2 separate regions of the Homo sapiens genome follow, and region 2 is linked to region 1. The links are chromatin loops, found by intact Hi-C in ENCODE. Cell type or tissue: HCT116. All regions are shown on one strand. Links, peaks and the distances in the headings refer to the core of each region. The heading gives the core; the rest is flanking DNA.

The links. Hi-C counts contacts between places; a loop is a spot of excess contacts. Peaks named below come from ENCODE experiments on the same cell type or tissue, not always from the same donor. Only the 100,000 strongest peaks of a DNase experiment are listed, where the experiment ranks them.
Region 2: it touches region 1 in a loop (3.0-fold over the local background); 2 of 110 quality-filtered maps call a loop at or near these places.

What each region holds. Positions count from the first base shown.
Region 1 is chr12:58,823,341-58,827,750 of GRCh38, forward strand. No RefSeq gene overlaps it. Among named protein-coding and RNA genes, the nearest start is that of LINC02388, 44 kb to the left of the region's middle. In HCT116, for the core only: no CTCF peak of the experiment used is centred there; no DNase peak of the experiment used is centred there.
Region 2 is chr12:57,993,127-57,997,536 of GRCh38, forward strand. No RefSeq gene overlaps it. Among named protein-coding and RNA genes, the nearest start is that of ATP23, 54 kb to the left of the region's middle. In HCT116, for the core only: no CTCF peak of the experiment used is centred there; no DNase peak of the experiment used is centred there.

The DNA.
Region 1 (4,410 bases), core at 150-4,149:
AAATTAAAAACATGACCCATTTTACAGTTCTCCTCATGCTATAAATACACATTGCCTCCTCATACCTCTGTCATATGCAAAGATCAAGCCAAGTTGAACCACTTAGGGCTAGGCACATTAAAAAAAAACCCTTTTTTAAAGGTAGGAATTACACAAGTTAAACTAACTCCAGTATATAATAAGAATAAATCAGGTATAAGATATTAAGTAAAGTTACTATACCTGGTATATTTTTTATCATTCAGTTTAATTTCACTGGAGTTTAAAGATGACACGATTCTTAATCTTGTAATGTGAATGTGGCATATGTAATTTATATAGAGATGCTTTACTTACCACTCATTCATTCTTTCATCTTTCCTGGAAAATAAAATAATGAGAGCATTATTTGGTTACTTCTTCCTTGCTAAAACTTTCATGATTCTCTTTCTCTCTCTCACACACACACATACACACACACACACACACACACAGAGAGAGAGAGAGAGAGAGAGAGAGTCAGCTTTCCTGAGCAGCGATTCAGAAAAAAAGGATGTTTCTGATGAACAAGTTTAAGAATAGCATTTTAATTCTTCAGCCATTTTTTGTTGAAGTGTTACACATACATAAAAGTGTGCAAATCATAAGTACACAGTTCAGTGAAATTTCACTATGTGAATATCTCTGTAATCAGTACCTTCTATTTAGTGCTATTCAATATAGCCAGATGTGACTATTTAAATTTTAATTAATTGAAATTAAATACAGTTAAAAATTCCACGTTTTATTTTCAGACGAGATGAAGTAACAGGCACCAGATTTATTATTTTAATGGGAACAACTAAAAAACTATAAAAATGTATGAAATAAATGGTTTTAGTGATACTGAACCTCAGGCAACAAAAGAGAAAAACCAATAAGGTGAGCTGTACTATTGCCTTAGCTTACTGCTTGGAGGAGATGTTTAGGAAGCAACAAGCAAAGTGAGAGGAAACTCAAGCAGAGCCTGTCTCCTTGAGTTGATGAGATGGACGTGGGTTTTCTCAGAATTCAAGGCTGAGTAGAGTTCACAGGGCAAAATATCAGAGAAGAGAGATCTGCGCAGAGAAAGAACCCTGGAAATTTACAGAGGGTCTTTCTCAGAGTATTCTGTTGAGTATTTATCCATACTTATGTGTGAGAAAATTACCTAAGGCCAGAGAAAGAACCACTTGAAAGAATTAGAGGGAAACATGGTCAACACTCTCCTAGGAATAGTGCTGGCCTTTAACAGCTAGACTAGAAACACTATATCTGATAGGGAATGGGTTAGAGTAGTAAGAAATGTACTGATTCAATATTGGGAAAAAATTGTCTGTACTTAAAAGAGAATGTCACCAAATGATAATGCAAGCAAAAATGTAAAAGCAGTCCTTCAAGCAGAAGAAAAATGATTTCAGATAGACACTCGAACCTCCACAGAGGAATAAAGAGTGTCATAAGTAATAACTACATAGGTTAATATAATGTATTTTATTCTTATTATTTAAACCTATATAAAAGATAGTCAACTGTTTAAAAAAATAGTAACAGTGTAATGTGGGGTTATACCATATGTAGCAGCAAAATGAATGAATAACACAAGGTTAGGAAGCAGAGAAATGGAAGTTTCTATTGTATGCTACACATGAAGTAAAGACTTACTTGAAGGGAGACTGGTAAGTCAAAAATACATATTATAAACTCCAAAGCAACCACTGAAGTAACATAACAAAGTGTTATAACTAATAATCCAACAATAAAGATAAAATGGGATCATAAAAAAGAAAAAGAAGAAAAATAACATAAACAAATGTGACAACGAGAAAATAAAGAAAAAGATGGCAGGTTTAAACACAACCATATACATATTCACCTTAAATGATAATGGTCTAAATACCTAAAAAGTAGAATTTTTAACATTGAATAAGAAAGGAAGGCCCTACAACATGCCACTTACAAGGAACTCACCTTAAGTATAAAGATATATATAGGTTAAAATAAAATGATGTTTAAAATGAAACTCACCTTAAGTATAAAGATACAAATAGGTTAAAAGTAAAATGATGTTAAAATATACTATTGACAGTAAACAGAAGATAGCTAGAATGGGTTTATTAATATCAAAAAAAGTAAATTTCAGACAAGTAAATTACCGGGGGAAGAAAGGTAATTTCCTAATAATAAACTGGTTCATTCATCAAGAGAGCATAACAGTTCTCAATGTTTTGCACCATATAAATGAGTTCAAAAATATATGAAGCAAAACCAACAGAAATGAAAAGAGATATAAACAAACACAAAAGTATATTTGGAGATTTCAACACTCTTTCCCAGTTATTGGTAGAACAAGTAACAAAATATAGAAGACCTGAACAATACAAATTATCACCTTGATCTAATAGACAAGTATAAAACATTCCACCCCAAAACATGAGAACATACATCTTTTTAAGTGCCCACACTGCATTTTCAAGTGAGACCATATTCTGACCCAGAAAACTAGTCTCAAATAGAAAACCTGAACAGACCAATATCAAGTAATGAGGTTAAATCAATAATAAAAAGTCTCCCAAAAAAGAAAAGCCCAGAATTAGATGGCTTTACTGACAAATTCCACCAGATTTACAAAGAAGATCTCACATCAATTCTCCTCAACCTATTCCAAAAAATTGAAGAGGATGGAATTTTCCCTAACTCATCCTATGAGGCAAGCATTACCATGATACCAAAACCAGGCAAGATGAAACAAATAAACAAGCAAAAACTGCAGAACAATATCCCTGCTAAACATAGATGCAAACATCCTCAACAAAATAGTAGAAAACTGGGTCCAACAACACATCCAAAGGATAACACACCATAATCAAGGGAGATATATCCAAAGCAGCAAGGATGTTCAACATATGCAAATCAATAAACGTGATATCTTACATTAACCCAATGCAGGAAAAACTACAATTATCTCAATAGATGCAGAAAAAACATTTGATAAAATTCAGCACCCCTTCATAATAAAAACTCTCAACATAGTGGGCATAGAGGGAACATACCTCAACATTATAATGGCTATATATGACAAACCCACAGCTAACACCATACTAAATGAGAAAAACCTGAAAGCCTTTGCTCTGAAAACTAAAACAAGACACGAGGAACTCCACTTTTACCACTCCTATTCATCATAGTACTTGAAGTGCTAGCCAGAGCAATCAGGAAAGAGAAAGAAATAAAAGGCATTGAAATTGGAAAAGAGGAAGTCAAAATGGCCCTTTTTGAATATAATCTTATATCTAGAAAAATGTAAACACTTTACCAAAAACTCTTAGATCTAATAAATAAATTTAGTAAAGTTTCAGAATACAAAATCCCATTTGTAATAGCCACAAAAAGTACCTAGTAATAAATGTAACCAAGGAGGTGAAAGACCTCTGCAAGGAAAACTACAAGGCACTGATGAAAGAAATTGAAGACAACACAAAAAAATGGAAGGACATTCCATGCTCATGAACCAAAATAATTAATATTGTTAAAATGACCATACTCCCCAAGGCAATTTACAGATTCAATGCAATCCCTGTCAAAATACCAATGTCATTTTTTTACAGAAATGGAAAAACAATCCTAAAACTTACATGAAACCAAAAAAGAGCCTGACTAACCAAAGCAATCCTAGCCAAAACGAGAAAGCTGGAGGCATCACACTACCTGACTTCAAAATATATTGCAAGTCTAGAGCAACCAAACAGCAAGGTATTGGTATAATAACAGAAATATAGACCAAAGGGACAGGATAGAAACGCAGAAATAAATCCAACTGTTTACAGCCAATTGATTTTCAACAAAGTTGACAGGAACATACATTGGGGAAAGGACACCTTCTTCGATAAATGGTGCTGGGAAAACTGGATGTCAATATGCAGAAGACTGAAACTGGATCCCTATCTCAGCAAATACAAAAAATCAACTCAAGATGGATTAAAGACTTAACAGTAAGAGCAAAAACTATAAAACTACTAGAATAAAACATAAACACTTCAGAACATTGGTCTAGGCAAAGATTTTATGGCCGAGACTTCAAATGCACAGGCAAAGTCAAACAATGATAAATAAATGGGACTGTAGCAAACTATAAACCTTCTGCATAGTGGAGAAGACAATCAACAGAGTGAAGAGACAACCTGTTAAATGGGATAAAATATTTGTAAACTAATTATCTGGCATTGGACTGATCTCAAATATTTAAGGGAGTCAATTCAATAGTAATAATAATAATTAATAATAACAATAATAATAATAATAATCTGATTTAAAACTGGGCAAAGGACATGAATAGACATTCCCCAAAAGAAGACATACAAATGGCCAATGGGTATATGAAAAATGCTCAATATCACCAGTCATCAGGGGAAT
Region 2 (4,410 bases), core at 221-4,220, 830 kb before region 1:
TATGCCTTGATTTTGTCATGCTCTGGTTCTTCAGTTAAAGTTCCTCTCTTCAGACTCATTTTATATTTTGGAACAGTAGGAGGAGCTCTTTGGATGAGCTGAGGCTTTAGCCATCCTTTGATAATAAATTTTTATTTCTAAGGCGCTAGGCATAGACCTAGAGGCATTTTACTGTGGTAGGTTTTTATCTCTTTTAAAATAAATAGAAAGGGACATATGAATTTTTATCAAATCATGGATCTAAAAACAAAGCCCATGGTAACAGAATGTTGCTGCATATTTCCTAATAATGCTTTATTACTAACATTTTCTTATTATCCTAAAAACTAGTTACTTCTCTTCCAATTTTATGGTAATATAAAGTTATTGGTTGAAACATTATTATAGCTGTTTTATATTTGAAAATTTATTTTGGGACTGAAGTCATATCTTCAGGGAAAACATGATTGTATATTCATAGATGTTATGATTTCTTAACTGAGTCTTTTAATTTTTATAATATTTTAATACTTTTATTTGTCTAAATGTTCAAATAATCAATATCCCAAGGTTTAACAGTGCTTACAGTGTAATTGCATTTAGGACAATAAATTTTATATTGACAGTTCAGGGATCCCTATTTAGTTGAACATAACGAATTATGAAACCCCATTGGTTGAAATCTGGTTAGATGCTGCTGTTAATGATTTTCTTTTTCCTCTGTTATTAGTATTTTATGTTGTAGTTAGTAGCTTCTAAACTTCACCCCTATGAGCACTCCTATCCTTTCAAATGATTATAAAGTGTTTCCCCATTTGATAAATTGTGGTAAAATACATGAAACAAAAAATTTGTCATCGTGACTATTTTTAAGTACACAGTTCAGTATTTTTAAATGCATTCATAGTGTTGTGCAATCATCACCATCATTCATCTCCATAACATGTTTCATCTTGTAAAATTGAAACTCTGTATCCATTAAACAATAATTCCCCATATTCCCTTTTCCCCAGCTGCTGGCACCCGCTATTCTACTGTCTGACTCTATAATTTTGAACTGCTCTAAATACCTCATATAAGTGGAATCATACAGTACTCGTCTGCTAGAGACTGGCTTATTTCACTTCACATAATGTTCTCAAGATTCATCTATATTGTAGCCGACATCAGAATTTCCTTCCCTTTTAAGGTGAAATATATTTCATTGTACAGATATACCACATTTAGCTTATCCATTCATCCATTGATGGACCATGGGTTGCTTTCATGGTTTAGCTCAAAAATGCTGCTACCAACATGGGTATACAAATATCCTTTGAGGCCCTGCTTTCAGCTTTTTTTGGGTACAGAAATAGAATTCCTGGATCATAAGTTAATCCAATTTTTAAATTTTTGAGGAACTGTCATACTGTTTTTCACAGCGGCTGTAACATTTTACATTTTCACCAACAGTACACAAGGGTCCCAATTTCTCCACACCCTCTCCAACACTTCTGTTCTGTTCTGTTCTTTTGGCAGTAGCCCTCTTAATGGGTGTGAGGTGATATCTCATTGTTTTGATTTGCATTTCCCCAGTGATTAGTAATGTTGAACATCTTTTCATGTGCTTATTGGCTATTTGTGTATTTTCTTTAAAGAAATGTCTGTTCAAATCTTTTGCCCATTAAAACTTTTTTTTTTCAATATGGTGGGCAGTTTAGTATGGCCCAACTCATAGTTGGAGGGAGGCAGGGACAAACCCAGTGTGCTTCTGCCAGCTCTGAGGCCACCACAGGACTCATAGAGAGTAGGCTCATAAATAGACAGGAACCAGAGATCGCACTGGCCTGCCAGCCACTGCTTCCAATTCCTGTTTGTAGAAAAAAAAGACTGCCACCTTTTGGTCCACTGGCTTTTTAAGGCCAATGGGGATGAGCAGATGGCAACTCCCAGGCATCCCGCAAAGAAGGTGAGTCACCTTAAGACTTTTGCCCATTTTGAATCAGGTTGTCTTCTTGTTGTTGAGTTTTAGAAGTTCTCTATGTATGCTGCACATTAATCCCTTATCAGATATGATATTTTCTTTCATTTTGTGGGTTGTGTTTTTACTTTGTTGATAGTATCTTTTGATGTACAAAATGTAAACATTGTTTAGGAAGTACAATTTGTCTATATTTTCTTTTGTTGTCTGTGCCTTTGATGTCAAATCTGAGAAATGACTGTCAAATCCAATGTTGTGAAGCTTTTGCCCTGTGTTTTCTTCTAAGGGTTTTATTGTTTTAAGTCTTATGTTTAGGCTTTTGATCCATTAAAACATTTTAAAAATTGTTTCATTTTTGTTTTTAAACTTATCATAGAGATGAAGGTCTTGCTATATTACCCAGGCTGTTCTCAAATTCTTGGCTTCAAGCGATCCTCTGCCTTGGCCTCCCAAAGTGCTGGGATTACAGGCATGAGCCACTGTGCCTGGCCTCTGATCAATTTTGATTTAATGTTTGAATATGGATTAGATAAGGATCCAGTTTTATTCTTTTGCAAGTGAATATCCCATTTTCCCAGGATTATTTGTTGAAAAGACTGTCTTTTCCCCACTGAATAGTCTTGGCATTCTTGTCAAAAATCATTTGACCATATATATATAGCAGGGTTCATTTCTGGGCTCTTAATTCTATTCCATTGGTATATATGTCTGGCTTTATGCCACTACCACAGTATTTTAATTATTATAGCTTTGTGGTAAGTTTTAAATTCAGGAAATGTGAGTCCTCCAGCTTTGTTCTTTTTTTCAGGTTGTTTTGGCTATTTTGGGTCCTTGAGATTCTATATGAATTTTAGGATGGGTTTTTCTATTTCTGCAAAAAATGCCATTTGGATTTTGGTAGTTTTTGCATTGAATCTGCAGATCACTTTGGGTAGTATTGATGTCTTAGCCATATTGTCTTCCAATCCATGAACATAGGATGCATTTCCATTTGTTTAAGTCTTCTTTAATTTCATCAGTGATTCATAATTTTCATTGTAAAATATTTTACTTCTTTATTTAGGTTAGTTCCTAAGTGTTTTATTCTTTTTAATGCTATTGTAAGTTGAATTTTCATAATTTCCCTTTTAGATTGTTTATTGTTAGTATGTAGAAATGCAGCTGATTTTTATGTGCTAACTTTGTATCCTGCTACTTTGCTGAATTCCATTATTAGTTCTAATAGTTTCTTTTGTTAGAATCCTGAGGGTTTTCTATATATAAAATTATATCATCTGTAAACAGAGATAATTTTACTTCTTCCTTTCCAGTTTAGATGTCTTTTCTTTTTCTTGCCTAATTGTTCTGCGTAGAATGTCCAGTTTTATGTTGAATTCAAGTGGCAAAAGTGGGCATTCTTGCTCTGTTCTTGATATTAGAAGAAAAGCTTTTATTGTTTTACCATTGAATATGATATTTGCTCTGGGTTTTTCATAATGCCTTCTATTATGTTAAGGTGGTTTCCTTCTATTCCCAGTTTGTTGAGTGTTTTCTATCATGAAAGGGTATTGAATTTTGTCATATGCCTTTTCTGCACCAATTGAAAAGATCATGTGGTTCCCTCCCCTTCATTCTGTTAATGTTGTTTATTAGAGTGGTGGATTCTAATACGTTGAACCATCCTTGCATTCCAGGAATAAATCCCACTTGATGATTGTGTAAAATGCTTTTAATGTGCTGCAAGATTTGGTTCGCTAGTATTTTGTTGAAGATTTTTGCATCAATGTTCATAAGAGATGGTGGTCTTTTGTTCTTTTTTCTTTCTCATTTATTTTTATTTAATTAATTGTAAAGATACAGGGTCTCACTCTGTCACCCAGGCTGGAGTGCAGTGGTGTTATCCTAGCTCACTGTAGCCTTGAACTCCTTGGCTCAAGCAATCCTCCCACCTCAGCCTCCTGAGTAGCTGGATCTAAAGGCATGTACCACCATGACTGGCTAATTAAAAAAAAATTTTGTTTTTAGAGACAGGATCTTTGTCCCAAGTGCTCAGATAATATGCAGTTACAGGATCTTCAGGGTGTTGTTTTTCTGGCTAGAAACCTCTGTGGCTAGGCTGTTTCACCAACTCACCTTGGCAGGCTGCACTTGACCTACTGGCCTGGGTCCCATGCCTGCCAAGGGTGAATCAGACATGGAATGGCCAGGGGTGTGTGAGTGAGCATGGGGTCTGGCCACTGCATAGTCAGACATGCTGGTTGCTGCAATGGGGTGGGCAGCTCCAGGTGCTGTCACAGGTGCTGGCCCTCTGCAAGGCTGCAGCTGGACCAGGCACACCACAAGCAGCTTCCAAGGCTGGAATGGGGAAACATGGTGATGCCTGGAGGCTTGGAGATGCCAGGAACTGCAGGTCCCCAAAGAGGGAGTCACAGTCCTGGCTTGGGGAGTTCCCAGGTCTGGGCTAACTGAAGAGCCATAGCTCTTCTTTCCTT